3 separate regions of the Homo sapiens genome follow, and all the other regions are linked to region 3. The links are chromatin loops, found by intact Hi-C in ENCODE. Cell type or tissue: endothelial cell of umbilical vein. All regions are shown on one strand. Links, peaks and the distances in the headings refer to the core of each region. The heading gives the core; the rest is flanking DNA. Region 1 overlaps LINC01283 (long intergenic non-protein coding RNA 1283). Region 2 overlaps LINC01281 (long intergenic non-protein coding RNA 1281). Region 3 has its middle 42 kb from the start of MIR3937.

Region 1 (10,156 bases), core at 2,489-7,488, 200 kb before region 3:
AGCATTTTCCAAAGAGGATTCCACTGAGTGCTACAATTCTATGGCATATTAAATAGGACTGGTATATTGGTGTATCAGCATCATTGATAATGATGCTGTGTAACAAACAATCCCAAACCTCAGTGGCATACAATGATCAGCATTTATTCTTCACTTGTGCCTCTGCTGGTTGTCTGGGGAAGCTATGTTCCATGTGTCTCATTCCAGGGCTCAGGATGGTGGGGCAGCAGCCCCCGGGGGTGTGCTTCTCTCATTGAGCACAGAAAGTCACAAAAGGGCAAATGGAAGCATGCAATATTTTTAAAGCCTAGGCTTGAAACTGGCACACAATCATCCCCACCTTCATCCCATTGGGCAAAGCAAGTCACATGGCCAAGCCTTTCATCAATGAGACAAGGAAGTTTACTCTTCCCAAGAAGATTTAGAGAGACGGAGTGAATTTTTTGTTGTATGGTAATTTAATCTACAAGCTACATGGGGAAAATGTTCTATGGTCAAATAAGTTAGGGAAACGCTGTGTTTTTAAAATAAGATGAAAAAGAGTTGGGATGTTGGAGGTGGTCGGGGGGTGTCAATTAATCTTTTGAAAGATGTGAGACAGGTCTCAGAGCCTTTAGTGAGTATGTCCATCTTGAATACAGTTGGGAGGCATAGTATGTGAAATGATGTTTTCTGACTCTTTTTCACCATGCTATTAGTGTTCCACCGAACCCACTTTGAGAAAGGTTGCTATAGCTCATGACCAAGTGCCCTAACATCTCTGAGCCCTAGGTATCCAGGTTATTTGGACAGGAACAATGGTATCTATCTCAGAGGATGGTTAGGGGGTCTGACATGAGATAAAGTGCACATAGATGCCTATTCACTCATGAGTTCAATTCATCTGGGACCTCAATTAGAAAGAGGGCTCCCGTAGCATGGGACAGGTTGGATCTGGGCCACAGGAGATTCACACACTGGATTAGGCAGGCTCTGGGCAGCAGAATACCTATGAAAAGGAGTAGAAAGTCCTTCTGAATTCTGAGTGTGGCAACAGACAGCAGAGGCCTTGAAAATGGGGGAGTGTGAAGGGTTAACAGGGTCGTGGTGTAAAGAGGTTTTTGTTGGTAGCAAGTTCTGAGGGACTCTAGGCTAAACTGATGTGGCTACAGATTGGCAGAGGCATTTCAGGGAAGGATCAAGTGATACTTTGGCCTCGACTGATCCCTGGCCCTGAGGAACGGCCAGGCTGTCAAGTCAGAGATTGGCAGCCCCAGTTAGGGAGCAGAGGACTATAGGGGCAGGAGGCCATGGATGTCATCAGAGCTCCTATCACTGGAGCAGGGCCTGTATTCAGTTCAGAATCCTGCCTTTTCCCTGCACCCACCAGGAGCTTGTGTCCTTTTGCTTCTGTCTCACCCCTGCCTAAACCTGGTCCATCTTTCCAAAGCATGAACCATTCCTTCCTGTGGCCTCTGCAAACAACGAAACACCAGTGTCATTAGCGTAAGGACACAGAGGCAGGAGCAAAGTTCACAGAAGATTCCAATTCCACCCAGGTATGAATAGGAAATTATCTGTGGAATGGTCTGCTTCCCCTTAGTTACACATGTGGTTTTTATTTCTTGGGGAAAAAAGGCTCCAGGTGTTGTTCTCCAAAATGTCACCCCCCACTCCCGGCCTTGGCAGGCTCCCAACTGCCTAGGTCTATAGAAGTGCCAGTGCTGGAGCCGACAGCTTCCAGCACCTTCCACAGCTGCCACAGCTAACACAAGAGACCTTTTCTACACATTGGCTTTTCTCCCATCAGAAACACTCCAATATTTGTCCTCGCTGCTCCTCGGGGTGGTGTCTCCTTTCTTCACCTGTGGCATCTCCAGGTTGAACAATATTTTTAGGTTTCTCCCCTCTTGTTGTTTAAGAACCCTCACCCTAAAATCTCAGAAAATGTATCTCAGAGGCCTGAGGGGATGCACCCTGGGTCCCGGTGTCTCTGAGCTGATGGCACGGCATCCACTAGTTGGGTTTTTTTGTTATTTTCCTGGTGTTTTGTTTGTAGACATTTTTTTTTAAAAAAATGAAACAGATACCACATCTTTTTCCTTTGGAAAAGTATATTGGGAGGAAAGTGAAATGCTGGGAATATGTGGGTGCACCCTTACAATGAAAACATCTCATTGTAAAAAAATTACAATAGTATCTATTTGAAAGAAATATTGTATGAGTAAAAAAGCAAGATATCGGCTGGGTGCAGTGGCTCACACCTGTAATCCCAGCACTTTAGGAGGCTGAGGCAGGTGGATCATTCAAGGTTAAGAGTTTGAGACCAGCCTGGCCAACATGGTGAAAACTCATCTCTACTAAAAATACAAAAATTAGCCAGGTGTGGTGGTGTGCACCTATAATCCCAGCTACTCGGGAGGCTGAGCCCTGAGCCTGGGAGGTGGAGGTTGTGGTGAGCCGAGATCGTGCCACTGCATTCCAGCCTGGGTGACAGAGTGAGACCCTGTCTCAAAAAAAAAGCAAGATATCTGGGCAATTGAGACCATCCAATGATGGCAGAGCAATAACCTGCTCTTTTATAGTTACATAAAGTTACATAAAAATTCTTATGAGCACAGCCTCTGCAGCAAGGTGGCAGGGATTGGGATCCCAGCTCTGCTACATACCAGCCATGTGACCTTGAGCAAGTTACTTAATCTCTCTGTGCCTCAGTTTCCTTCTCTGTAATCTGTGGATACTAATAAACTCACCTCTTGGAGTTAACATGAGAATGAAATGAGTTAAGTTTCATACAGCTGTTGCGACAGTGCCTGGGTGTATAGTAGGCACCAAGCGTTTGTTAAAGAAAACTTCAGAAGAGGGTCACTCTCATAACATCATGTGAGCCGAAACCCAGGGCATGCTGGAAACACAGGAAGTACTCGCCATTCTTGTTGTTTTGTCCTCACTGACCTTGCCCCATCTCCCTTTTCTTCATGCTCTTCCTTCCACAATAATACCCTCTCATGAGGCCCTTTATGTATTCTACCTCCTTATTTTAAAAGGGAAAAATGAGAAAAAAAGAAATAAAATACAATTCTTGGAAAGCTGGCAGGAGGATTTGCATTTTAATGGCAGAGAAAATGTAAAGTCAAAGGAATGAATCCCTAATTGTAGAATTTGTGGTTGCTGGTGAGGGGACTACTTGGTGGGACAGAGGTGGCAGGACTGGGCAAGATAGGAGAGAAGGACAGAAGATCAACCTGAAATCCCTCCACACAGGCAGTTGCCTACTGGACAAGAAATGCCAGCCCCAGCTATGTACAAGAAAGTATGCTTCCCGTGAGGTCACACCCACTCTGAATGGAAACCCACGCGTGCCCTGGACTGGTTCTTCCAATTATGGAAAAGGCCCCCAAACGTCCCCTGATTGGCATACCACAAAAGCTGAATCTCTGCAATAATGATGATGATAATGGCATTGGTAATAGCCGCGATGCAGCTGTTACTCAGCCACGTGCATCTTCAGAGTCTCCTGGGGATTGACGGTGTGCTAAGAATAGTCCTGGTACCGGCATTCAAGAATAATCGGGTGACCAAAGTGAACCTCACAAGGTGGGATCCTGCTTGCCAAATGGGCTGCCAGGTGTGAGGGCACGGACTCTGCAATGCTCTACTCTCCTGGGTGGGCTGAGAATGAGTGAGGAGACTTGGCTGTGTGTTCAGGCTGGGGAAATCCTGAAACAAGGGCTGGAGTGAGACTTTTCAAAACTGCAGCACTTGGATTAACCTTGTTGTCAAATTCCACCTGTGTCATAGCTCCTGGGACCTACTCCCTTGTGGACTTTACCATTCAGAGCAGAGGGAGGAGTCAGCTGCATGACCGGTGACTGGCATGGAGAAGATGTAGTGCTGTCAAGACAGGATTAGCTAAAAGTGATAGAAAATGCCAAAGAAGACTGGCTGAAGTTTCTTTCTCTCATAATAAATCAGGTTCAGAGGTGGACGGTTGAGGGCTGAAAAGGTGGCATGACAAAGTCGAAAGGACCAGGCTATTATTGTTATCAATATCATTGTCATTACTATTGTATAATTTGCATGCGGTGAAATACACAGATCCTGATGAATTTTGACAAATGTTTGCACCATGTAATTAACTGCCCAACCAAAAGAGAACATTTCCATCAGCTCAGAAGTTTCCTTGTGCCCCTCTCCAAGTGATTTGACATTTATCACCAGGGAATGGATTTGCCTGCTCTAGAATTCCATATAAATGGAGTCATACAGTAGCTATTCCTTTGTTTCTGGCTTCTTTCACTCAATATAATGCTTTTGGGATTTACTGATGTTGCTGTATCAGTAGTTCTTTTTTATTGCTTATTAGTCTTCCATGGTATGAATACACCATAATTTGTTTATTCACCTGTTGAGGGACATTTAGATTTTATCCAGTTTGGGATTATTAGGAAAAAAATTTGTTACCAACATTTGTGTGCAAATCTGTGTGTGGAAATAGGTTTTCATTTCTCTTGGGTAATGAGTGGGAGTAGAATTGCTGAGTATAGTATAGGTACATGTTTAATTTTGTAGGAGATTACCAGTTTTCCAAAGTGATTCTACAATTGAAGGCTCTATCTTGCTCTTCTACCATTAGCCATTCATGACTTCTACCTCATGGTAAAATATGGCTGCTTGAATTCTAGCCATCATATCCACATTCCAACCCACAAGGAGGAAGATGGAGGAAATTATACGCTTCCCTTGCTTTAATAACATTTCCTGGAAATGTCACACAATACTTCTGCTTACATCCCATTAGTTAGAACTTAGTCCCATGATTGCACCTTGCTGAAAGGGAGGCTGGGACATGTATTTTTTGTTATGGAGACCCACATGCCTAGCTAAAAATTGGGGATCTTATTATTGAGAAAGAAAGTGATATTGGATGTTGGGGGGCAAGAAGCAGCTCTGCTACAGATGAGTGGTCAGAAATTAGTCAGGGATCATTCCTGTCTTGCTTAAGGGTGTTTCTCCAGAACCTATCGTGGACCTTGGCTCATGATATATGCTCTATAAATGTTTGTGACAGGTGGAAGGAGGGAGAGAAGAAGAAAGAGAGAAGTAGCCATGGCAGCCAGGCTCATGACTCAGGAAAGTTTCCTTGAGGTCACTATGCTCTTCTGACAAGAGTGTTGTTCTTAAAGGACTTTCACCATTCTTCAACTTCTGACATTGTTTCAAAACATCTCTTGGATGCAATTAAACGTCATTGTATGAATTGTCAAGACAGTCTTTCAGTGACTTGTTAGGTAAGGGACTTTTTGACATTGTTATCTGATAGAGATAGTTTGGGAATTTTGTTTTTCAGTGTGGAATAGAGTGTGTGTGGGTGGGTGTGTGTGTCTGCACAGGAAACCGTCTGAGGACTTTTTCCTGTCAAGAGTCTCACAATTTGTATGGTAATAAACGTGTTGTCATCAAGGGCTTGTGCCTTGGAAATTCGAAATGAAGGCCGAGATGCCTGAGGGGAGGGGAAGAAAAGAGAGCTGGGAGCAAGGTTGTTTCGAAGCCGACTCGTGGCCGTGACAGGCAGCGGGAACTTTTGTGAGAGGCCTCCGTGTTTCCAGCCGGGTGCCCCTTCAGCAAATGAGGGGGTCATCGGGTTATGTTATTTTATGGTACAAAAGCAGATACGGTCCGCTGCCTCCGCTCTACCCTGATAATTTTGTTTTCCTGGCGAGTTTGCCATCAAGGATCTGACATGCCATTAGGTTTTTATCTCTGTTGCCCAAGGAGGGGCAACGGTGAGCAAGGGTCTGCTTTTCATTAAAGTGAGCCTGGTTGCACGAGCACTTCTTTGAACAAAACAACCACGGTTCACGACAAGGTTAGGGGAAGGCGGGGCGGAGGGAAGGTTATTAGTTATTACCTCTGCTTCCTTAGCGGGAGTGGGGGCTTCTCTCTAGCGGGATTTGGATCCCTCCCTGGGGCGCTGAGAGCTAATTCCACACTCAAGCCATGATCCCCAGGCCCGCCTAAGAAGCGGCGCCTTCTAATCATGCCAAATCATCAGGCTGATTCTGCGACATCAACTGTTACCCATTAGGGAACAGGCTGACAACAAGAAATGCATTTCACTTCCAGTCTTGGCCCTCCCTGGACTTGTAGTCCAAGGAAGCTCCAGTGATCCTGCTGGGGACACGGGCCTCCTGCCAGCTCTTAAGAGCTTCTGCCAGGGTTTCTCTCCCCAAAGGAAAAAGTGTCTGGGAGGGCCTCTGAGGAAGGGGAAAGGGTGAAGGACACTAGCTGGGAGTCAGTCCAAATTGGCTCTGCCCCATGTGAAAGAGCCTGATACATTCAAGGTCATTGATCCGAATTTGTCCCCGCAAAGCAGAACAAAATGAGCAGAGACACACACTCAGTAGCAAGTCTAAGGGGAAAAAAAATATCCTGTAAATCTGTCCATGTTGTTTTCTTTTAAGATGCGGTAGCTAATGTTGGTGTCAGAAAGGGGCCCAGCTGTTTATGGTGCTTACCTAAACAGCCTGCCTGACTTTAAAGTCATTTCTGGCTGCTTCTGCCAACCCAAGTACTCCAGTCCACCTTTTTGTGTCATTCCCATCAGAAAAATCACACCGGTCTGATGCTCACTCTGGCGTGCTGGCCTCCCGTGAAATGCTGTGATCGAGGGTCTCCAGTGGGACTCAGAGACTCCATTCCTCTGCCCCTCCCCCACCATCCTCCTCCACACCATCTACCCACCCACTGCTGGGTGCGATTTATAAGCAGGGGAATCCCCTTAATCCCATAGATATGTGATTTACTTCACCCAAGAATTCGGAGAGCTGCGTCCTCTCTCAAAAAGTGAATTATAACACCAGCATAGAATATCGATTCCAGACATGTGGAATTTTAATCCCCAAGTCCCCACGAAATGCTTCTGTCCATGGTAAATTGGTCCACCATTTCAGCATGTCCAAACAGGTAGGACAGATGACCCCCTCTGGCCACCAACTCTCAGTCACTGGGGGCAAGGTCAGGGGGTTGCGGGGGAATCTGAGAGCCTTCATCTCACTCTCGTGACTGTGTCTGCTCTCAGGTGCTGTGTGCAATTCTATTTTGTATTTCTTGGAACCTGACATCAATTGGGCATTTTTAAATTCCCCTGCTGCCCGCAAAGCCAAAGCCAGGCAGCCATCTTCAAAATGTCACCAGCCATTAACCGTGAGCAAGGATGAATTATGCTCACCACCACCATCAGGTGCATTGAGAAGAACAACTCGCGGAGGCAGACTGCCATGTGCTGGGGGGAGTTCCAGCTCCAAGCCCTGCCCTGGGCTCTCCCAGGACCGCCAACCCGTGTTTCCAGAGATTGTGGTTTTATCTGCAAATAGGTTAGGTTTTAATGGGTAGTAAGCCCCCATAATATTCCAGGCCCTGTTCCCAGCACCACTTCCACAATAACTCTCCTCACTTCCTTGTCACAAGTGGGAATTGAAAGGCTCAGAGCTGTTGGGTACATTGGTCAAGGTCACACAGCTGGTGAGTGGAAGAAACATGCCTGTTACCAAGATCTATTTTCTATTACATCACACCCAAAGAAGCTTCTGCCAATCTTATGCATGGTTTTCACTGCATGTCTCAATAATATAACCAGTCCCAGGCACCTACATTTTAACGCCAATACAGCTGGAGCTCAGACAGGTTAAGTGACCTGTGCGAACACACACTCATGGAGGGAGAATGGGCTCTGTGACATGTAATGCGACAGATATTTATTGAGCATCCACAAGCTTTGGCTATACACAGCTAAATAAGGCACAGTCACTGCCATCGAAAGACTTGACGGTCACATGGGGGCAGACTGCAACATACATGATTCTGCATAATTCCAAGCATGGAATAGTATGTTATTTGTGTTTGTGAGTGTCATGGGATCCCAGGAATGGAGTGAGTCATTCACAGAGGAAGTGACATTTGAGGTGAACCATGAAGGCTGTGGAGGAATGAAGAGGCAGGCATCGAGTAGAATTCTCTGATGGCACACTGCCCCACCCCACAAGCCTTACCCCTGGGGTGGCCAGTTTACTGTGAGCATCAGCAAGTAAATGTCAAACAGCCTGTCCCATCCTCTAACTCAGCACTATACAACAAAACTTTCTATGATAATGGAAATGGTCTAGATCTGTGCTACTCGATATAGTGGCCTCCCAGCCGCAGGTCCCTACTGAACACTTGAAATGTGGCCAGTAGGACTGAGAAACTGATTGTTTCGTTCTATTTACTCTTAATTTATATTTCAATTTAAAAAGCCATATGTGGCCAGTGGCTCCTATAGAGGACAGCACCTGCAGCAGAGAGTGGGACTACAGGCATTAATCTTGCAAGAGGATGGCAGACCGACCTCTGTGCAGGCGATCACTGGACAGTTCTCCATCATCGACAGGCAAAGGGGCAGAAGCATGGGCACAGCCCTCCTAGGGCTAAGTCACAAGGTCCTGTCATAGGTCCAGATGCTCCAACAACCATTCAGTGCTCCCCAGCATCATGTGATCAGTGGGACTAGGTCTGAGTTGCCACCACGTCACCTCCTCCTGGCCCTATAGTCTCTGCTGAGGAGGCTGGAGAAAGGAGGCACTGTGAGAGACCCAGCCCCCATCTCACCTTCTGCTCAATGGTGACCTTCCCCTGGTGACCCTTTCATTGGATGAATGTGTCACAGCTGCCCTGCAGTGAGCAGGAGGGCTGGATGTGGTGCTGGGAAGGCCACCCTTGGTATGAAGCCCTCCTGTCTTCTCTGGGTGCCCCAAGCCCAGGGCTCCAGGATAGAGCTGTCTCCATGCTCACAACAGCAATGAGACTTATAGCAAATGAGACTTATAGCAACTGCATTAGTCCATTCTCTCATTGCTGTGAAGAACTACCTGAGGCCAGGCTCGGTGGCTCACCCCTGTAATCCCAGCACTTTGGGAGGCTGAGGCAGGTGGATCACGAGGTCAGGAGATCAAGACCATCTTGGCCAACATGCCGAAACCCCATCTCTACTAAAATACAAAAAATTAGCTGGGCGTGATGGAACGCACCTGTAGTCCCAGCTACTCGATAGGCTGAGCCAGGGGAATGGCTTGAACCCGGGAGATGGAAGTTGCAGTGAGCTGAGATGGCACCACTGCACTCCAGCCTGGCGACACAGCAAGACTCTGTCAAAAAAATAAATAAATAAAAATAAAATAAAATAAAAGAACTACCCGAGACTGGGTGATTTATGAAGAAAAGAGGGTTAATTGACTCACAGTTCTGCAGGCTGTACAGGAAGCATGGCTGGGGAGGCCTCAGGAAACTTACAATCATGGCAGAAGGCAAAGGGGAAAAAGGGAAAGCAGGCACATCTTCACATGGCGGTACAGGAGAGAGCAAAAGAAGGGAGAAATGCTACACACTTTTAAACAACCAGATCTCATGAGCACTCTGTCTCAAGACAGCACTAGGGGATGGTGCTAAACCATTAGAAACAACCCCCATGATTCAATCACCTCCCACCAGGCCCCACCTCCAACATTGGGAATTACAATTCAACATGAGATTTGTGTGGGGACATAGAGCCAAACCATATCAGCAACTCACCGTGCACCCCAATTAATTAATGCATGTAGCTTTCACTTGTCTTCTTTCCTACACTTTCATTGGGGGAACTATAGAAAATAGTGAAACATGAATAAAGGAAATCTATCCAGAACATGACTCCTTCTTTCCACCTCCACCACTGCCACCCTAGCCAAACTGTCATTGTATCTGCTTTTACAATGGCCCAATCAGTCTGTTCCTCCCTTGCTGATACATAGTCCATCCTCAACAGAGCAGCCAGAGGGATTCTTTAAACCCTAAACCAGATAGAGGCACTCCTTGCCCATAACTCTCCAATACTCCCCATCTTGGTGCAAAAGCTGAAGTCCTTACGAGGTCCTGTGCAGTCTCACAGTCTGCCCCCACTCTTCCTCACCTCTGGCTTCATCTATTACTCTCCTGCTCCCACCAAAGATCTGTCCCAGCTGCACTGGTCTCTTTGCTGCCCCTGGACCATGCCTGGCATAGCCTGCCTCAAGGCCTTTGCACTGGTCCTCTCCCCTGACTGGAGCACTCTTCCCTTAAACAGCCACATAGCCCACTCCTGAGTGTTTTTCATGCCTTTATTCAA
Region 2 (10,156 bases), core at 2,069-7,068, 310 kb before region 3:
GATCCCAATCTTCACATGGTGTTCTCCTTGTTTGTGTCTTTCTGTGTCCAAATCTCCACTTTTAATAAGGACACCAGTCATGTTGAATTGGGGACCACACTAATGACTTCATCTTAACTTTCATTTGCAAAGACCCTGTTGCCTAATAAGATCACATTTTAAGGAATTGTGGTTTAAGACAAATCTCTTTGGAAAGTCATAATTCAACCTATAAAGCCTCCCAATACTCACATGGAGTTGTTGTGACTCACTCCTCCTAAGGTCAATCTTTGTATGGAGTCCAAGGAGTCTTGGGGATGGCAGCCCCAAGGTTTGTGAGCATTGGCACAGCAATCCTCCCTATGGCTGCAGAGCATAGGACTGGCATGGAGCCACAGGGAGAGGAGTCCTTCCTGGAGGGCTTTAGGGAATTTTTTACATAGAAAATACAAAATATAAGCAGAGAGACCCACATTTGAATTTTGGGTATCTAGAAACTACAATAGTGACATGGTCTATTTATTAAGCACTTGAGTCATACCAATGTCTGGACTTGGATTTCCCCTTAGCAGACCCCAAGACGAGGATTTGAGTGCAATCATTTATTTGGGACGTGGTCCAGGAGGCACATTGGGAAGGTGAAGCAGTGAGAAAGGGAGAGAGGAAAGCCAGTGGAGAGTGAGCAGATGTGTGTATTACCAGTGTGGGCAACTGGGGCTCAGGCCCATGGGAGGCCTCTCAGAGGCTGCATGGATCATGAACATGCCTTGGAGTGGAAGCTGGGACTTTTATCCAACAATTCCCATCTCTCATTGGTGGAGGGTTCCTCCAGGGCCAAAGAACAAGCTCAGGCAGAAAGACGCAGGAAGCCACCAGCAGAATGACAGCTGACTGCAGTTAACCTCCTGAGTGGACCACAGGGATGTGGGAGGGGCGCCAACAGCTTCTGGTGGCCCCATATGTGGCACTTGAACCTCACAACAGAACTTTAAAATAGGTATTCTTATCTTCACTCTGCAAACAAGGAAATGAAGGTTGGGGGGTTAAAATTATCCCAAAAGTCATAATTTAGTAAGTAGCTTACCCAGGATCATAACTCATTTCTATATTATTTTGGGGCCAATATCCTGAAGCATCAAACTTTATGACTTCCCAACTGATCGGTGTTTTGTGTTATCTTACTCTGAAGAGACAGAATTTTTTTTTCTGAGCTGGGTCTTAAACTAATAGTGACTCAAAGTAGAGACACACAGTGACTCTGTAGAAAGGTTACACCCCAATGCCAGCCTTGTGAAGATGAGCTTAGTTCTCTTGAAGTTTCTCTGCATGGTGCCCTGAGATTCATTTTTGAGGATATGTGGATAGGAGGGAGAGACCCCTGCCCAGACCCCCTGTTGAAAGCCTTTCATGGGAGTGTGGCTGGATGTCAGGGCAGAGCCCCATGGCAGCCACATCCAAGTTTCAGTTGGCACCCGTATGGTTCCCAGACTTGCTGCTGCCTTACGTTCCCAGTAGTTCACAAGACCTGGGGCAACAGGGAGACCCTGAAGTGGGGCCACTTAAGTCTTCCCATCACCTACCACTACGATGAGATTCTCCCCCGGTTGGCTTGGAGTGACAGTGATAGATTAAATGCACCAATTAAATTAGATCCTATTTTAAAGAGCTTGAGCTGGATTTACTTTTAATTATAGTGCTGTGCTTGCTGATGAGGTATTGTTGAGGACTTAACAATGGTTGATTGTGCATCTGAGTGTTCAGAGAGCAGTTTCTGGGAGATACTGGGGATGGGTTTCTTCCTAAGGAGCTCCTTGGGATAAGACAGAGGAGGGAGGAGGCAGGTTGAGAAGGAGAGAGGGAGGGGAATATGTCCTATCTCCACTGAGAATCCATCTCTCTTCTTCTTGTTTTCTGCTTTATGAATCCCATGTTCTTTGGAAACTTAACGAGCCCAGCACAAGGTAGAGAAATGGGCCAGAGGCCATGGAGTCAAGCTGGCTTGGGGCCCCATAATGCCTCTGCTCCACTTAGCTGAATGTACTACCTGGGCCCAGGTAACTAACCTGTCCTATCTGAGCCATAGTTTGCTTTTAGTGTTTAATTAATTCATTCAACAGGTATTTCTTGAGCTTCTAGGATGCACTAACATTGTTCAAGGTGATGAGAATAAAGCAGAAGAAAAAACAATAAAAACAAGTATCTGTCCTTGTGGAACGCACATGCTCATGGCTGGGGTCAAGGTGCGGGGGCAGAAATAAACAAAGATAACACACAATATCATGTAGTGGGTGACAAATGCTAAGAGAGAAAATGAAGTGGGTTTAAAACGTTGTGGGACAAGAGGCTGTATTTTAGACAGTGGTCAGGAAAGGTCTCTCTGAGGATGGCATTTGAGCAAATTCTGGAAGCAAGTGAGGGGCTAATCCATGTGGCCATCTGGGAACAGCATTCTAGGCCAAAAAAAAGAGTAAATACAAAGACCTTGTACCTGGGCTGGTGGAGTCCCAGCTGCCCCCACTAGACCTTCTGCCATGCTAGCAGCCAAGCCGTGTCTGTGACCACTTCTCGCTGCCTTAAGGGAGACAGATTCTCAGACCTTTGTGATAGCCCTTCTGGAGGTTCAGCCACTGGAGGTGTTGACCTACATACAATCTGGCCCAGGAGGGAGTGGAGTGCCAATGTACTGATTAAGTGATGCATGCTCACAGTCCCCATTGAGTATGCTACTTTCAGGACCCAATTCTTTGCTGTAATGAAAAAGAAGAAGGATTCAGAACAAAAACTCATGAGCCAAGTTTACACATAAATAGCTTTACTTGACAAATACTGTGGACCATAAATCTAGATGCTTGGGTTTTGGTCTCTTCTTTGCCTGACATTTGCAAAGTAAGTAAATTTGGGCAAGTTTTTTACCCCTCTGAGCCTCAGTTTTGTGTTCTATAAAATGTAAAAATGAGAACAGTGTACTAGACCTGGATGATATCTTGTAGCTAAGGATAATGTTGGGAGCAAGACTTTGAGAATCATGGAATCATGGAAAAGAAGATTTAAAAAGGCCTAGGAAGAGGTCAGAGAAGCTCCCAGACTTAGCCTCCAGACATGGGAAAGTTTCCAGAAATCTTTGCTTCAGGCTTGGAAGTGACAGCCCCATCAGTGGCTGGGGTGGCAGAAGAGTTCTTCCCATGACTCAGTTAGGTTCTCCAGAAGCAGAATGAGATAAGAACCCAAGTGAAAATAGTTTATTTTGGAACTAATCCAAAAAAACACTAGTAAAGCGAGTGGAGAAATAAAAGAAGGCATCACCAAGTCAGTTGCCACTGTGGGCAACTGGAACTTAATCCTGCTAGAAACCACTGAAAGTCAGCACAGAATGTGTGCCTCAGAGTTAGCCCACCTGAGGGTGATGAAGCTGGGGTATTTATATACCCAGTCCTGTCTGTCAATGGCTGAGGGTTGCTCTGCAGAATTAGGAGGGATGTTAATCCTTGGTACTTCTGGCTGTCAGCAGCAACAGGTAAAGTATGCTTCTTGTCCTAAGAAAGCCCTGAAGCAAGGGAATAAAGGAATTGCTGGCTGGGAGTTGGGTGGTATTCTTTAAAATATTAGCGGCAAGAAGATATGGGTTGGATTCTGACACCATCTACTACAACCTCCAGAATATGCAACACTGCCCCAGATCAGCCTTGCAGGGAGAAGGCCCTGAGCTTATGCTCCAGACCCACATCATAGTGGGCCACCCCTCGGTTGCAAGTGACAGATCTGCTCCCTGATCCAAGGTCTACACCTGTGTGGTCAGGCCTCTGGCCTTTGGGAAGTATTAGAGACAGGAAGCAGGAAAAGGAAACCCATCTAAGAGAGACAAAGCTTAGTGCTCCATGCAGTTCAGTTTGCCATAGAAGCACCATGTGCTCAGCCCCTCAGATAGTGGACGATCCTGGCAGGTAGGGATGTTTCTGTGTGACGCCCCCTGCAAGGAATGCTATTCCCTGACTGTCAAGAGAGTAGCTGGCAGTATTGTCATGTCAACCAACAAGAGCCCACCCAAGGACGCTGCTGGTGACAGAAGAGATGGAACAGAAATGGCCATTGCCAGGAAGTGCACCTCTATGGCAGGTGGCCAGAACCAAGATAGTTAGTTTTCCTTGCTCTTGACATTGTGATTGTGACCCATATTATGCACACACACTCCCTACTCTAGACTGGTTGGGCACTGGAAAACACCTGTCATAATGTTGTGCTGACTTGCTGGGTAAGCAGGAACAAGTGGGTGTCTGTGTTTTCCCCTCCATAAAATGATTCAGATGGTACTGGTTCCTTGGCCTCCACCGTGGGAGGCAGCAAGAACTGACGCAATCACGTCTGGGAGGCATTTGGAGCATCTTGAAAGAAAGAGGTTGTCAAGAATTCCTGTTATAAGATCCTAAAGTATTTTTTTCTTTTAATTTTAAACCTTATGAGTTTTCAAATTACATTTAAGGTATTTCAAACCAGCAGCTGTTCTGAGAGCTGCTGACCACAAAGTGAAGGTAAAAATAAAATTCGAATTAAGAAGATGTGCTCCTGACTTGTGGCCAGATTCCAGTTTGGATCTTAAAAGCTTCCTCCCTGGCCAGCTTCCTGTGTTGACCCCCAGGGTCACTTAGCTCTGAGCGGCTGTGTATTCTTTGCCATTAGATATTGAAAACAGGAAATGAAGGGGCCTGTCGGGGGATGGTGAAGCTTGAAACAACTTCAGAGAACAAGCTGATGAAGTCATAGATCTTATCTCCTTGCCTTTTCCATGTCGGGTTTCTTTAAAGATAAGGTAGTGAATCAAAATGTGCCGCTTTTTTTTTCAAGATGGAAGCAGAGGAGGATTACTTTAATATCCCCTTCCCTTCCAGTGTTTCCAAAGATAACCAGATGAGAGAAATGCCTCGATCCTGTGCACGTGCATGTAAAATGCGATTACAGGACAATTTCCCCATCTTGGTCCCTGAGGGCTGGGGGAAGAGAGGGAGGAGAGATGACGCTTGGGATGGAGAGGAGGCAGATAGCCATTCAGACTTGTGTTGTTGTGTATGATGATGATGATGATGTTGATGTTGTTGTTATTGTTGTTTTGTTAAGGCAGTGCTCAAGCTAGAGGTGTCGTTGTGGGCCTATGGCCAGTTTATACTGTAGAACTGGATGACCGGCACTGTCAGGGGCTGGAGGGAAAAGAAAAATCTTGTGTATTTGGATGGGACACACCCAGCTAGAATGCCAGTCCTGTGGGCATATTCCTAAGTGCTAGATCCCCAGACTGGGCTGGCTCAGACAGCAGTATTATGTGGAGAGTGGCTGAAAGCACCCCAGGAGGACAAATGTGAGATGGGACCAAGGAGGGAAGGCAGGCATTGGAATTGGACACATAGGTCTGATGGGAGGGTGAAAGGCCATGGGTCATGAGCACAGGCACTGAGAGGAACAGGGAAGGTGGGAGACGGGCGTGGGACAGCTCAAGGGAGCAAAGATCTAGGGTGACTAAGAACACAGGCAGACCTTGGATCTCTTTGGGACTAGCAGACTTCAGTTCAAATCTGACTCTGCCACAGGGATGTGATCCAAGCCTCAGTTTTATTTTCCATAAAACTGGTCAATATCTCTATCATGGGATTGTTATGGAGAGAAAACAAGGTCACCTTTTTTTTTTTTTTTAACATGCTTGAGGCTGTGAACTGTGCAGGGTGCTGTAAGGATGTATGTATGTAGTTCCACAAATTTGGTGCTCGGGGAGGAGCAGCCCGCCAGGTTAAAGGGAATACGCAAAAGTAGATGCTAAGCTTATTTATGAAACAGCTTCTTTGGCCTTTTGGTGAACCTAGAGAACAATTTACTTCTGGCAAGGCAAAACTGTGATGAGAAAAAGATTCCGGGCTTTGTGAGCTGTTTGGGGCAGCTCCCTGGGAAAGGAGGCCCCTTGACTCTCTTGAGCAGTAGACACCTGGCTTTGGCCCTGCCCTACCCTGCCAAGGGTGATAAATGTGGGTCAGGCCCTACAGAGGTCAGGCTTCTTCTCTCTTGAGGCAGTTAGGGAAGAGGAACTTGCAGGAAATGAAGTAAGAAGGGCTCTATGGGGTTAAAGGGACTGGGGAGGCATGGCAGGCAAAACACAGAGGGGATTGGGGATGGGAGAGTTTATACAGTGCACGACCTACACAGCTATATAGAGGAGCCCAGGAGTGGGGATGTGAGAATCAACAGAATTAATTAGAGCAGAGAAAGGCAACAGGCAGGGCAGCAGAGAGAAGAACACAGGGGACGGCTGTTCCAGGTTTGATTTCATGTGCAGTCCAAAGAGAACTGAAAGGCTGTTGCCTTTGTTGTTCTTTCTTCTGCTGAATAGTCTATCATAAATGAAAAAGCACAATCCACGGGCTATCTGCTTGTCCCAAAAGAAGGAAAAGAGAAGATGAGTTAGTATCCCCAGGAGAGGGACTTATCAAACAAGCTTGCTGTCCCCTCCCCACTTCTCTCCATCCCCCACCCTGCATGGGGATGAAGGAAAGGTGAGAATGCTCCTTTCTTTTTCTGGAGCTACAAGAAGAGATTCTCTCTTCTACTGGATGGTAAAGGGCAAATACAGGAGGCTCTGCTACTCCTGGGCTACCTACAACCCCCACAGGAAGGCCTGTGAGCACTTCAGCATAGATAGGGTGGGTCGAGTTCCTCTGAACTACATTGTACTGTGCTGGTTGCAGAGCAAGGCCCAGAATGGGGTGAGGGCATGGGTAGGAAGCCTGGTAGAAGAAATGTTTACCTAAGAACCCGTTGTACCATGAGAGAGATCATGGCAGCCCAGGGTTGGAGGTTCTTAGGCAGTTGTTTCATTAAGCTCTTAGGCAGTGGCTCTGACATGAAAGAAAGGTGCCCATCCTGGCACCAAGTATCTGTCAATAGGCACTTTTTTTTTTCTTTTTGGTAAAGATGGAGGTCTCAATATGTTGCTCAGGCTGGTCTCGGACTCCTGGCCCCATGCCATCCTCCTGTCTCACCCAAAGTGCTGGGATTACAGGCATGAGCCACCGCACCTGGCCAATAAGCATTTGTTCAACGAACGAATGGATGCTGGATGAGAGCAGAGGGGTAGCTAGGAGCACAGCACAGTGAGTGTGCCACCCTGTAACAGTGAGTAACTGACCTAAGAAGGAAGAATGTGGGGCCCCTGATGGATACAAGGCTCTGACTCTGGAGAGATGGAGAACTGAGCCGAGAGGAGCAAGCTATGCACGAGATGAGTGGATGAAGGACAGTCACATCTGAACAGGAACTGAGGAGGGGGGCTAGGGCAGGCTCACATAGGACCATCCTGTTGCGGCCAAGGAGAGAACTTCAAGCCAGAGTTCCAGAAATTTCACTGAGGTAACCAGAGCCAGTGACTATTCTTGGTACTGTTACTGGGGCCTTTTCTTATTCACACTCCAGCATCATGGGGGGAAAAAATAGATTATTTGAGAAACTCAGTTTATTCAGTTTCCTCAGTCTGAGGTATGTCTTTTTTTAATGTTCAACTTACTTTGATTAGAACTCCCCATCTTGCAATGTCTCTTCTCTAGCACCTGCTGCTACCCTTCCTTCTCTCTCTGCATCCCATAATGAGTCCAAGTGCTGCCAGAGCACACTTGCTCAAGGAGTCAAAAAAATTGAGAAAATCTTTTCCAGCCATGGTCTCATTATCATCATTCACCAAATGGTCCTTGTGTTCCTAGGCAACATGTTCCAGAATCTTAACAGAAGCTTGGTTTGGAACAGCCAGACTGGAAGCCGCCCAATATACATCAAAAAGGGCATGGATAGATGGATCAGCATATATTCATACAATGAAGTACTACAAAGCAAGGAAAATGAACAGCAACATGGATGGATCTCACAAATGTAATATTGAGCAAAAGAAGCCAGATGCAAGAGTCCAGATCACATAAGTTCATTTACGTGTCTATTTCAAAAGCAGGCAAGAGGAAGGTGTGGTGTTAGAAATTAAGATGTGTACAGTGGAAGAAATGGGCATAATAAGAAGAGGGCATGAAGGAGGCTTCTAGGGTGCTTGTTTTGCTTTATGTCTTGACCCAGGTGGTGCTTGACACAGATGGGGCTTGTGTGGTCATTAAGTGAGCTTCTGCATATGTGTGTTTTAATTCATAATAAAAAAGTTTAAAGTCCATAACGCCATCACCCAGGAAACAGGGAAATGCTGGTGGTACACAGTCTAAGTCCAACTTTGTTCCATGCTGTGGAACTAGGCATGCAACTCCAAGATTTACACTTGTCTGTGGTAGTCCCAGACCACAGTAGAACTGGGCTCCTGGGTTTTCTTTTGTTTCTAAACATCTGTTTTCTAGATGCCCTCCTAGGCAACTTTCCAAGGACACACCAGCTCAGCAATGCACCCTCTCTTTTCCTCTTCATGCATGAACACCAGGCTTCTTGCTTGGCAACATCATGCTCCTCAGTCCCTCAGGGATGGTCTAAAACCCCCAGAAAGAAGGTGTCAAGATTACTATCCCATTTTTCTTACAAGATCTCTTGCTCCTATGTACATTTGCCCTAACCTTCCCTAGAAAATATCAAGTTCCTCCTCCCTGAGCTTCATGGAGGGACAGTCTTTGACAAGCCTTCTCCATAGCGAGGGTTCTACTTGCCTTGTACCCACAAAACAAAAACGTCCAGCATCAGTGATGGGCTCTTCATAAACAGAATCGTCTGCTCCTTGGGGATTTGAGGTCTCTTCTGCTAGATATGAGGCAGCCTTTAACTCTTAATGATTTGCTTAACTGCTTCCTTGGTTCCTGACCATGTAACTGCCCACTTTTGCTGTTCATAAGACTGACTATTTCTACAACAAAGATAATCTCTTTTGTCTCTGTATGTCCACTTGTAGCACAGTGGTAACCCTGGCAAGACCCATCCTTACCCAACAAAGCCCCGCCCAACCAACAGTGTTGATTGAAAGAATAAGTGAATAATGAGCCAATTAACAATCACCTCCATAGCCTGGCTGGTCAGGATTTCAAGGGATGTGACTGGAGTGGAAAGCTACCTTTTTGTTAAAAAACCTGGAGAGGAGGTGAAGGGGAAGGACAGAAGGAGAAGAAGGAAGAGAGGGAAAGGGAGGCTAAGGAGGGGAAAGGGAAAGGAAGGTCAAAGGTAGAGGGAGAGAAAGAGGAAGAGAGGAAGAAAGAGAAGGGAGGGGAGAGGTTGGGGAAAGTGCAGGGGGCAAAGGAAGGACAGAGGGAGGGGAAGGGAGAGGAAAAGGAAGAAAAGAGGAGGAGAAGGAGGAGGAGAAGAAAAGGAAAAGGAGAAAGAGAATGAAGCTCTTGGTAAGAGCCAGGAAAAGTCATTTAGTTAAGCAAGAGCATCCAGTTCATGGGCTTCCAGGATGGTTAGCCTTAAGCCAAAGACCCATGTTGAACCAGCAAGAATGCAAAACCTTTGTAGCAAGCCAATTTCTCTTAGCCAGGGAGGCATGCCTCCACGTAGAGGAGCATGGCCACATAAGTACAAGGAGATTTGTCATCCAATTGAAAAGTGTTGTAATCCAAGTAATTTATTTCCAAAGTTAGGAGGACTTCAAGTTCAGCCTAATATCATCAACTCACAAAACACACTCCCTTATCACACACACTCATACCTGCTTTCTCAGACCATATAAAAATAGGGCCTGCAGGCCTCAGCTTCCTTTCTCCATCTGTCCACTCCTCACCATACCACAATTCTCCTTTCACAACCCTAGGTTCTCAAGTATTTCCTAGATGATCAGTGGGAGGCCTGTGCCCCTTTCCTTGATGTGAATCTCTTTACTCACCTCCTACCAACAGCCTCCTTTCATCCAGGAATTGGTAAGAATATGACTGGTGAATCCATTTGTAGAAATGCAGTTGCTCATTGTATTAGTTAAAGTAAAGCCAGAACGAGCCTAACACAATGGAAGTGTTTTTTTGTTTGTTTGTTTTTTTTCAGGTAAAGTACACTTGGTGGAAGAAGCAGGGACTTTTCTTCACACAGTCACTGAGGTGTTCAAACCTATGGAGAGCTCTGCCTCTCTGACAGTAGAAATTCTAATTCCATTAGTTCAGGGTGGGATGTGTGCACAGAATTTTGTTTTAAGTATCCTGGTGTCTCTCTTGGGCAGCCAGGGCTGAGAATCTCATCCTGTCTT
Region 3 (10,156 bases), core at 3,435-8,434:
AAATGTGCCCACAGATTTTTCCTGGTGCTTGGGGAGACGGGGGAGGCGGTGCGGGCAGCCTCCCGCCCCCCCGCTCCCCCCCGCCAAACACACACACACAGGTTTGAAAGCCTCTGAGACCTTGCTACTAAAAATGTGGTCTACGGACCAGCAGCATCACCTGGGAGCTTGTTAGAAATGCAAATCTCGGGCCCGCCTAGACCTACTGAATCAGCATCTGCATTTTAATGAATCCTGGGGTAATTCCCTATTTACGTTAAAGTTTGAGAAGCGCGACGCAGGGGTCCACGGCAGAGAAAAGGTTAAGAACTCTGATCTCAGACAAGGAAAGGGAGGAAAGAGGAGGGAAAGTCCAGTCCCGGATTTGGAAGGGGGAGCGGAGGGTTAACCCTGAGGTTTACCGCTGGAGTGGAAGACAGAGAAATTAACATATGGAGTGAGTTAGCGGAGAGGTCGTTGAAATTGGGAGTAAACACAGGCAGGGGACAGCTCAGTTTGCCCAGGGGGAGGGGTGGAAAGAGAAGAGATGGGGTTAAGTGGGTGCCACCCACACTCCCAGGAAAGTTGGGTAGGTTGCATGCTGTGACCTTTGGCTCCTCCTCCCGCGTGTTTTCTGAGACTCAACCAACACATTTTGGCACGCACACAGGGTAGACCACAAAACAGCAGAGGCCAGAGCTTGAGGGCAGGCGTGGAGCCGAGGTAAAAAGCACCTGGGAGTTTCTTAATAAGCAGGCTGACGTGGTGAAAAAAATTCTAATGCAGGAAGAAAGAGAAAGCACGTGGTCATAAAAAGTGTGCCCTGGCATCCTACATCCATACCCAAGAGGACATGCCTGGCAGAGAGTGCACCCGTGGAGCCAGGGTGACTGCAATCCTCTTGGGCCCAGATCAGCTCCTGTCTGTGCCCAAGAACCAGCTCGCTCTCCATTTTCTGCACTAGGGGAGGAGAGAAGAAGTCCTGAGAGTGTTAAAGAGCAAGTAATCCAAAAAGAAATGACATGGATTTGGCATAAGGGCCTTTCTAGGCCCCCATCTGACACCCTCTTGCCCTCACTTACTGTCAGCGCTGCTGGAACCAGGTGGTGGTGGTGAGGGAAGGAAACTTGAGTTACAGCTCCAAAGCAGGAGAGATACTTTCCAAATCTGAAGTAGGTGACACACTTCCAGACACCCCTCTATGGCTCTTTCTTCAGTCCTGTTCAACATTTTTTTGCAAGGGGCAGATGGACCAATGTAAGACAAACACCTAGCTGGGCGTGGTGGCTCTGCCCGTAATTCCAACAGTTTGGGAGGCCGAGGCAGGCGGATCACTTGAGGTCAGGAGTTCGAGACCAGCCTGGCCAACATGGTGAAAACCAATCTCTACTAAAAATATAAAAATTAGCTGGGCATGGTGACGCACGCCTATAGTCCCAGCTACTCGGGAGGCTGAGGCACAAGAATCTCTCTTGAACCCGGGAGGCAGAGGCTGCAGTGAGCTGAGATTGTGCCACTGCACTCCAGCCTGGGTGGCAGAGTGAGACCCTGTCCCCAAAAAAAAAAAAAAAAAAAAAAAAAAAAAAAAAAAAAGACACACACCTATCAAATTTCTGGTTGCCCCAAGCTGGCAGAGCAATTAAAAGACTGGATAATCTACTAGGATTCCAGTGATGTTCCCACAGACTGTTACAATAGAGATAGTCGCATCAGTATTTTTATTCATTCATTTATTTATTTTCCTCTGCATCCTCTTGTATAAAGGTTTTGAGACGATTTGCAGAAATTATAGTAAATTACATTCAAATATTTAAATAAAAATGCAAAAGTCGTATTCCGTTCTAGTACCAATTAAAATTAGCAGTCAAGACTGATGGGAATGGTGACATTTGATAGGGAAAAATATAAAGTCCTAGCCTCGATCCAGGAAGCAGAAGTCCAGGTATAGGATGTGAGGAATGTGTCTTAGTGACATCTTGGATGAAAAAAAGCTGTAATGGCCACTAAATTCAGTATAAGTAAAGAGTGGGGGATGGTGGCCGGAGAAAAAAGAATCCTGCTATAGGCTACAGTCAGATGTAATTGTCTATGAAAAGGGAAATGATAGTCCCACTCTTGTCAAGACCACTCCTGGCACATTCCGCTCAGTTCTGAAAGTCATACTTTGAAAAAGTCATTAGCAAACTGGACGTATTCAGAAGACAGCACCCTGGAGAGTGAATGATCATGAAACATGAAGCATAGAAGTAGACTATGTCCTAGCTCCTGTGTCGAGTACCAGAGGAATAACATCACAAAAATACATGGCCATAAACTTACAGCCCAGTGAATGAATCAGATAAATAAGTAAACACCAGGAAAAGAGCAGGCTAAGCCAGACTATGGAATCTTGGAAGAAATTGTGGAAATTATGAAACATTTTGGACTGGGTGACATCCAGCATTTATCACTCTCAACAGCTGAAGAAATGAGTGTCTCTATCTTACAAGGGGAAATCCAAGCAGTACATCTGCTATGGGGTACATGGATCTAAGAATCTGACCATCACGGCTTAAACAAATAAGATATAGTTTGCTCATGCGACAAGAAAAGAGGAAGTAGGCAAATATCTGTCCAAGAATGTCAGCACCTTAGTCTCTGCGATTCTTTTGGTCCCTCCCTCATGGTTACAAAATGCCTGCTACTGCTCTTGCCTTCATGTCTACCTTCTAGCAGGAAGAAGAGGAAAGAGCAGCACCTGTATCAGGGGAATAAAAACTTTCCCAGGAACCCACAGCAAACTTCTGTTTAGAGTCATCAGCCTAAAGTGTGGCCCATGGTTCCACGATGTGGTTCCTTGTCAGGAATGAGGGTTGGGTTAGCCAATCAACAGTGTCTGCCACAAATGAGTTTCAAGTTTCAGGCTTGGGAGCGTGAAGGGATGGTGGTGCCATCCACAGAGACAAGAAATACGGAGGAGGAGTAGGTTTGCTGGGCGCAGGAGTGGCAGTTGCTGAGTTCAGCCTTGGACATGTTGAGAAGCCTGTGAAATGTCTAAAAACAGAGATGGCACATGGACAGATAAGATGTGAGGGCTTAGATTGCAACTGAGAGATCTGTACTAAAACATGGATACAGGAGTCACCAGCAAAGAAGCGGGAATGAAAGCCCTGAGTACAAGTGAGGTCCCTCGGAAGACGGAGCAGAGCGAGTGGGCTAGAAGGCCTGGGGTGGGGGCCAGTTTGGCTTTTAGGCAGAATGTTGTTCGAAGAGAGGAGTCTAGAAGTATGCAGAGAAGAAACAGCCAGAGCAAGTGGGAAACCTGGAGTGACTGGTTCGCAGAGGCTGTGGGAAGAAAGTATTTCAAGGAAGGAAGGAGCGACAGGGACAGCCCACGCCGTGGACACTCACTCATCCCTTCAGCCCACCTGCAAGGTCATCTGAAGCTATGGGGCCATTCCCATGCATGCCGACAGCCTCTGCCAACAGCGATGACCTGTAGCTGGAGTGTGATGTATTGTCTGGTTTGGTTTTTTATTTAAGATGGAGGTGAGTTGGTGGAAAAGCCTCATAGAGAGAATGCATTGGAGGGACAGGTGGGAGGACAGTTGGTTAAGTGCCTCTGGAGGCAGGGGCCGGGAAACGTGTCTTGGTATAAGAGGCTATCTCTTCACTAAGCCTTCAAGTAGGGAGGCAAGAACAAGAGGCAGAAGGAGATAACTCAGTAGGTAGTGAGAAAAGGAGGGGCTTCTTACATGATGACCTTTTATTTTCACATCAAAGTAGGGAATAACAAGAGGAATGAGTTCATATTCCAACAAGACATGCACCAGAATGTTCATGGCAGATTTATTCATGATAGCTCCAAATTGGAAACCATCCAAAAGTCTGTTTAATCAAAGAATGAAATTACAAATTCTGGTTTATTTCATGCAATGGAATACCATACAGCAATGACAAAGATCAAACTAATTGCAACAACGTAGATGAATCTCACAGATATTATGTTGACCTAAAGAAGCCAGATATGAAATTTACATATGTAAGTGTATATATGTAAATTTGTATATATGTAAAATATGTACAGCATATACCGTATTTATGTGAAGTTCAAAAACAGGCAAAACTCATCTGTGGTGATAAATGGCAGAATAGTGGTTACCTGGGAAGGACAGGTTATTGTCTATGAGGGGTCCAAGGGAACTTTCTAGTTTCTGGGTAATGAGAACCTTTGGTATCTTGATTTGGGTGGTGATTTACATGAGTACAGATGTATGTAAATATTCATCAGATGACACTTAAGATTTGTGCACTTTACTGTTTGTAGTTATATTTCAACAATAAAGAAAACAAAAGTAGGGAGGTAGGATCAGTAGCAAATAAAATGGAAGATGACCAGTAAGAGACTGAAGACAGAGGTCAAAGCTTAAAGTAGCAGAGATTATTAGTCATGTGACTATTAGCCAGGGACTTAGTCACATGACTAAGGGCACAAAGAAAGAATGTCAAGAAGCATTTAAGGCCCAGATGAGGATGGATAACATGGATTTGCCATGTTGTAAGGCCACAGTGATGCGTTTTCTCCAACAGCACAATGGGCTTAAGAATAAAGATGTCCAGCAGTCACATTGATCCAGAATTAGAGTTTTGCAGAACAGATGAAGGGAAACAGAAGGTGGACAGAAAGTCAAGGATGGGATTCCAGCTTCTTCTTTTTTTTTTTTTTTTTTGAGACGGAGTCTTGCTCTGTTACCCAGGCTGGAGTGCAGTGGCGCGATCTCGGCTCACTGCAAGCTCCGCCTCCCGGGTTCATGCCATTCTCCTGCCTCAGCCTTCCGAGTAGCTAGGATTACAGGCATGTGCCACCACACCTGGCTAATTTTGTATTTTTGGTAGAGACAGGGTTTCTCTATGTTGGTCAAGCTGGTCTGGAACTCCCGACCTCAGGTCATCTGCCCACCTCAGCCTCCCAAAGTGCTGGGATTACAGGGGTGAGCCACCGCACCCAGCGGGATTCTGGCTTCTTCATTTGAAGCCAGAAGTCACTAGAAAACAGAGAGTCCTTAGGTTGAGGCAGTCAAAGCACAGGTGTTTGAGAAGGGAGAAGGGAGGGAGAGGTGGAGAAAGCTAAGATTTCAGACATGGAGCAAATTTGGCCATTGGTGTGGGCTACTGGAGCCATGGTATCTGAGGAAAGTGCTAGGAGACTAGAGAGGTTTACACTGGGGGAAAAGATGGCAGCAAGCACATCAGCTATATCCAACTGTTTCAACTGTGGTTATGTGCAAGAGAAATTAGATGTGTCTGTAGGAACTTAGTGGGGAAAACTAGGGCCAATCATGGGAGATGAACCCTGTGAGGCAGATATTGCCCCTTAATAGGTGTGCCTTCCACACCTAGATCCAGGGGTTCGGGTGCAAAGTGACAAATTGAGTGTAGAGACAGATTATCACCTCCCTTGTTCTAGCTTACATACTTCTATTAATGCTGTGCAGCTGGATAATGCTTTGCTATATTAACTTATAGATTTTTTTTCTGTCTGTATTATCCCCTTCCTTTCCCATTTGAACATGCTCCCAGCCTCACTTAATTTCACTGTTGACTCACCGTGCATGTGGTACTTGAAGTCCTCACGGCTTTTTCAAATGCACCTTGTTTAGCTTTCTCTCTCCATCCTGTTTACTTGGGCCACAAGAGTTTGTGGGAGGGAAAGTAACTCCTCACTCCAGAATTTAAGATAAGGGAAATAAGTTTGCCCCTGAGCAGTAAACTAAGCCATCAACATTTAATGTGTCAGAACAGAGTCACCTTGAACGGATGGAATTCCCAGGCCAGTGAGACTTGGCTGCAGCCTGATTGAAGTTGTTAGGAAATTAGAATGTGTCCATCAGACAGCAGGCTGGGGAGGTCCTGGCTGGATACCTTGCATTTTTCCCTCCGGCATCACTCTCCTTCCTCTTCCGCCTGTTCTGGCCCAGATAAGATGACCTGGCCTCATGCTTTCCTGGAGTTCAGCCAACAGGAAGCCCAGAAGGCGATCAGAGGGAACAAGGGGAGTAGGGTTCATTTACTTCTTCCCCTGGCTCCCCCTCCACCACCACCGCCCCACAAGGGCACCTCAAGCTGGCTGCACCCTTCACCAAACGTCATTCAGTGCCTCCCTTAAGGTTTCTTCTTCTATACTTGGGTTCTGGTAGCCACTCTATACCCCTCATTGCTTTGTGCTTAGGGATGTTACCAGCCCCAGGTTTCTGTGCTAACGTTTGTGGTTCCCTACCCCACACACCTCTGTAAATAGTACCTGTATTAGTCCGTTTCCACGCTGCTGATAAAGACATACCTGAGACTGGGCAATTTACAAAAGAGGTTTATTGGACTTACAGTTCCATATGGCTGGGAGGCCTCACAATCATGGCAGAAAGTGAAAGGGACGTCTCACATGGCAGCAGACAAGAGAAGAGAGCTTGTGCGGGCAAATTCCCATTTTTAAAGCCATCAGATCTTGTGAGACTCATTCACTATCAGGAGAACAGAGCAGGAAAGACCTGCCCCCCAGAATTCAATCATCGCCTCTCACTGGGTTCCTCCCACAACACGTGGGAATTGTGGGAGTTACCATTCAAGATGAGATTTGGGTGGGGACACAGCCAAACCATGTCATTCCACCTCTGACTCCTCCTAAATCTCATCCTCACATTTTAAAACCAATCATGCCATCCCAACAGTCCTCCAAAGTCTTAACTCATTTCAGCATTAATTCAAAAGTCCACAGTCTAATGTCTCATCTGAGACAACGCAAATCCCTTTCACCTATGAGCCTGTAAAATCAAAAGCAAGTTAGTAACTTCCTAGATACAATGGGGATGCAGGAATTGGGTAAATATGGCCATTGCAAATGGGAGAAATTGGCCAAAACAAAGGGGCTACAGGCCCCATGCAAGTCCGAAATCCAGCAGGGCAGTCAAATCTTAAAGTTCCAAAATGATCTTCTTTGACTCCATGTCTTGCATCTGGGTCACACTGATGTAAGAGGTGGGTTCCCATGGCCTTTGGCAGCTCCACCCCTGTGGCTCTGCAGGGTACAGCCTCCCTTCTGGCTGCTTTCATGGGCTGGCATCGAGTGTCTGTGGCTTTTCCAGGTGCATGGTGCAAGCTGTCAGTGGATCTACCATTCTGGGGTCTGGAGGATGGTGGCCCTCTTCTCATAGCTTCACTAGGCAGTGCCCCAGAAGGGACTCTGTGTGGGAGCTCCAACCCCACATTTCCCTTCCACACTGCCCTAGCAGAGGTTCTCCATGAGAGCCCTGCCCCTGCAGTAAGCTTCTGCCTGGACATCCAGATGTTTCCATACATTCTCTGAAATCTAGGTGGAAGTTCCCAAACCTCAATTCTTGACTTCTGTGTACCTGCAGCCTCAACACCACGTGGAAGCTGCCAAGGCTTGGGTCTTGCACCCTCTGAAGCCACAGCCAGAGCTGTACCTTGGCCCCTTTGAGTCACAGCTACAGCGGCTAGGAAGCAGGGCACCAAGTCCCTAGACTGCACACAGCATGGGGATCCACAAAATCATTTTTGCCTCCTAGGCCTCCAGGCTTGTGATAGGAGGGGCTCCCATGAAGACCTCTGACATGTCCTGGAGACATTTTCCCCATTGTCTTGGGGATTCACATTTGCCTCCTCATTACTTAAGCAAATTTCTCTGGCTAGCTTGAATTTCTCTTCAGAAAATGGGATTTTCTTCTCTATCACATTGTCAGGCTGCAAATTTTCCAAACTTTCATGCTCCGCTTCCTTATAAAACTGAATGACTTTACCAGCACCCAAGTCACCTCTTTAATGCTTTGCTGCTTAGAAATTTCTTCCACCAGATACCCTAAATCATTTCTCTCAAGTTCAAAGTTCCACAAGTCTCTAGGGCAGGGGCAAAATGCCACCAGTCTCTTTTCTAAAACATAACAAGAGTAAACTTTGCTCCAGTTCCCAATAAGTTCCTCATTTCCATCTGAGACCACCTCAGCCTGGACTTTATTATCCATATCGCCATCAGCATTTTGGGCAAAGCCACTCTACAAGTCTCAAGGAAGTTCCAAGCTTTCCCACGTTTTCCTGTCTTCTTCTGAGCCCTCCAAACTGTTCCACCCTGTGCCTGTTACCCAGTTCCAAAGTCACTTCCACATTTTCGGGTCTTTTCAGCAACACCCCACTCTACCGGTACCAATTTACTGTATTAGTCCATTTTCATGCTGCTGATAAAGAGATACCTAAGACTAGGCAATTTACAAAAGTAAGAGGTTTATTAGACTTACAGTTCTACGTGGCTGGGAGGCCTCACAGTCACAGCAGAAGGTAAAAGGCACATCTCACATGGTGGCAGACGAGAGAAGAGAACTTGTAGAGGCAAATTCCCATTTTTAAAGCCATCAGATCTTGTGAGACTCATTCACTATCATGAGAACAGCACAAGAAAGACCTGCCCCCATAATTCAATCACCTCCCACTGGGTTCCTCCCATGACACATGGGAATTGTGGGAGTTATAATTCAATATGAGATTTGGGTGGGGACACAGCCAAACCATATCAGTACCTTTGCAATAAGCCTTCCTTAGATTATCATAATGTGAGTGTTTGAACTCACTGTTTGCTGTTTGACCCCTGAGGGAAACCAAGTCAGAAATAGAAGTTGGGAGTGTCCACCTCACAACCCTCAGACAACTAGGCAGTTCTGGGACTCACCTGCAGGACCGGGGGACAGCCAATGGAATCATCCAGTCAACTGGTTTCTAATTGTAAATGCTCACAATAACCTTTCTGCTCATTCTAGCACCTTCATGTGAACTTGGATCCAGAGCTGGCTTATCCTGGCCATCATGAGATTCTGTTTCTGAGCCTACAAAGCTGAGAGCCACACCAGGTGGTAGACAGGCCACCAAGGTAAATGTCCCCCTGAAGAAAGCTGCCTGAGGCCCAACCAGCCCTGCCCCATGTCACAATTTGTCACTGTTGTGCCACACATGCCACTTTAATAGTGTGCACTGAAGACTAGACATCACGTAGAATCATAGGCTTATAGAGCTAGAAGGAGCCTTAGAGATGAGAAGGCCTGGTCTGGGCTCTTCATTTGAAGGTGAGAGTGCTGGCCACTAGAAAGGCTAGATAACTTGCCTGTGTACTATGCAGAGAGTGAGTTGGTCAGGGCCAGTCCCCAAGGCAGTGTCCTTCTGGCCACACTTTCCCACTGCCCCTCTACACAGGTGCATCTGTATGTGGGCTCTGGGATCAATCAGCCGGAAGAATTTTACAGACAGTAAGGGTGAGTTTGTCAGGGATATGGTGGAGTGCTAGACTCACTAAGGCAGACAGCGCCGGGCCTGTATCACCCTCTTGAAGCTTCTTAACGTCTCTGAATCTTCTCTTCATCTGCAAAATTGCAGAGAATAATACTGCATTGGAGATTAAGTTTCAACATGAATTTTGGAGGGATATAGCATTCAAAGCATAGCATGCCATCCTTGCCCCCCTCCCCCCCCAAAATTCATGTCCTTCTCACATACAAAATATCTTCATTCCATCTCAATAGCTCCAAAAGCCTTAACTCGTTCCAGCATCAACTTTAAGTCCAACGTCTCATCTAAATATCATCTAAATTAGATGTGGGTGAGACTCAAGGTGTGATTCATCCTAAAGAAAATTCCTCTCCAGCTGTGAGCCTGTGAAATCAAACAAGTTATGTGCTTCCAAAATACAATGGTGGACAGGCATAGGATAGACATTCCCTTCCTAAAGGGAGAAACAGGAAGGAAGAAAGGGGTGACTGGTTCCAAATGAGTTCAAAACTCTACAAAGCAAGCAACATTAAATCTTAAAGCTGGAGAATAATCTTTGACTCAATGTCCTGCCTTCTGGCCTCACTGGGACTCACTGGACTCAGGGGTCCATGGCTTTGCTGGGTGCAGCCCAGGTAGCTCTCCCAGGTACCTGCAGCTCTCCCAGGCTGGTGTTGCATGCTGGTGGTTCTACAGTTAGTTACAAGTCTTGGGGGAGGCCCCACCCTGTGGCTCCACTAAGCATTGCCCTAGTGAGGGCTCTCAGTGGTGGCCCTGCTCCTGTGGCACTTCTCTGCCTAGGCCCCAAGGCTCTCCAAGGCATCCATTAAATCTAGGTGTAGGCAGCCTCCATGGCTCCTGTACTCTGCATGCC

Evidence for each region. A loop is a pair of places that touch in the nucleus more often than their neighbours do. Peaks named below come from ENCODE experiments on the same cell type or tissue, not always from the same donor. Only the 100,000 strongest peaks of a DNase experiment are listed, where the experiment ranks them.
Region 1: it touches region 3 in a loop (2.7-fold over the local background); 1 of 110 quality-filtered maps calls a loop at or near these places.
Region 2: a loop joins it to region 3, with 2.8 times the contacts of the local background. A loop is called at or near these places in 1 of 110 quality-filtered maps.

Annotation. Positions count from the first base shown.
Region 1 is chrX:39,413,257-39,423,412 of GRCh38, forward strand. All of the region lies in intron 1 of LINC01283 (long intergenic non-protein coding RNA 1283), which reads right to left. Among named protein-coding and RNA genes, the nearest start is that of LINC01283, 17 kb to the right of the region's middle. In endothelial cell of umbilical vein, for the core only: no CTCF peak of the experiment used is centred there; DNase peaks (open chromatin) are centred at 5,245, 5,815 and 6,215; H3K27ac peaks cover 2,166 bases.
Region 2 is chrX:39,305,175-39,315,330 of GRCh38, forward strand. It overlaps LINC01281 (long intergenic non-protein coding RNA 1281), which reads right to left. Exons shown (of 4, transcript NR_038968.1): 3 at 2,468-2,726; 4 at 1-993. Among named protein-coding and RNA genes, the nearest start is that of LINC01281, 17 kb to the right of the region's middle. In endothelial cell of umbilical vein, for the core only: no CTCF peak of the experiment used is centred there; DNase peaks (open chromatin) are centred at 3,137, 4,297 and 4,687; H3K27ac peaks cover 3,037 bases.
Region 3 is chrX:39,613,957-39,624,112 of GRCh38, forward strand. No RefSeq gene overlaps it. Among named protein-coding and RNA genes, the nearest start is that of MIR3937, 42 kb to the right of the region's middle. RefSeq lists an enhancer at 615-814. In endothelial cell of umbilical vein, for the core only: no CTCF peak of the experiment used is centred there; a DNase peak (open chromatin) is centred at 5,885; H3K27ac peaks cover 646 bases.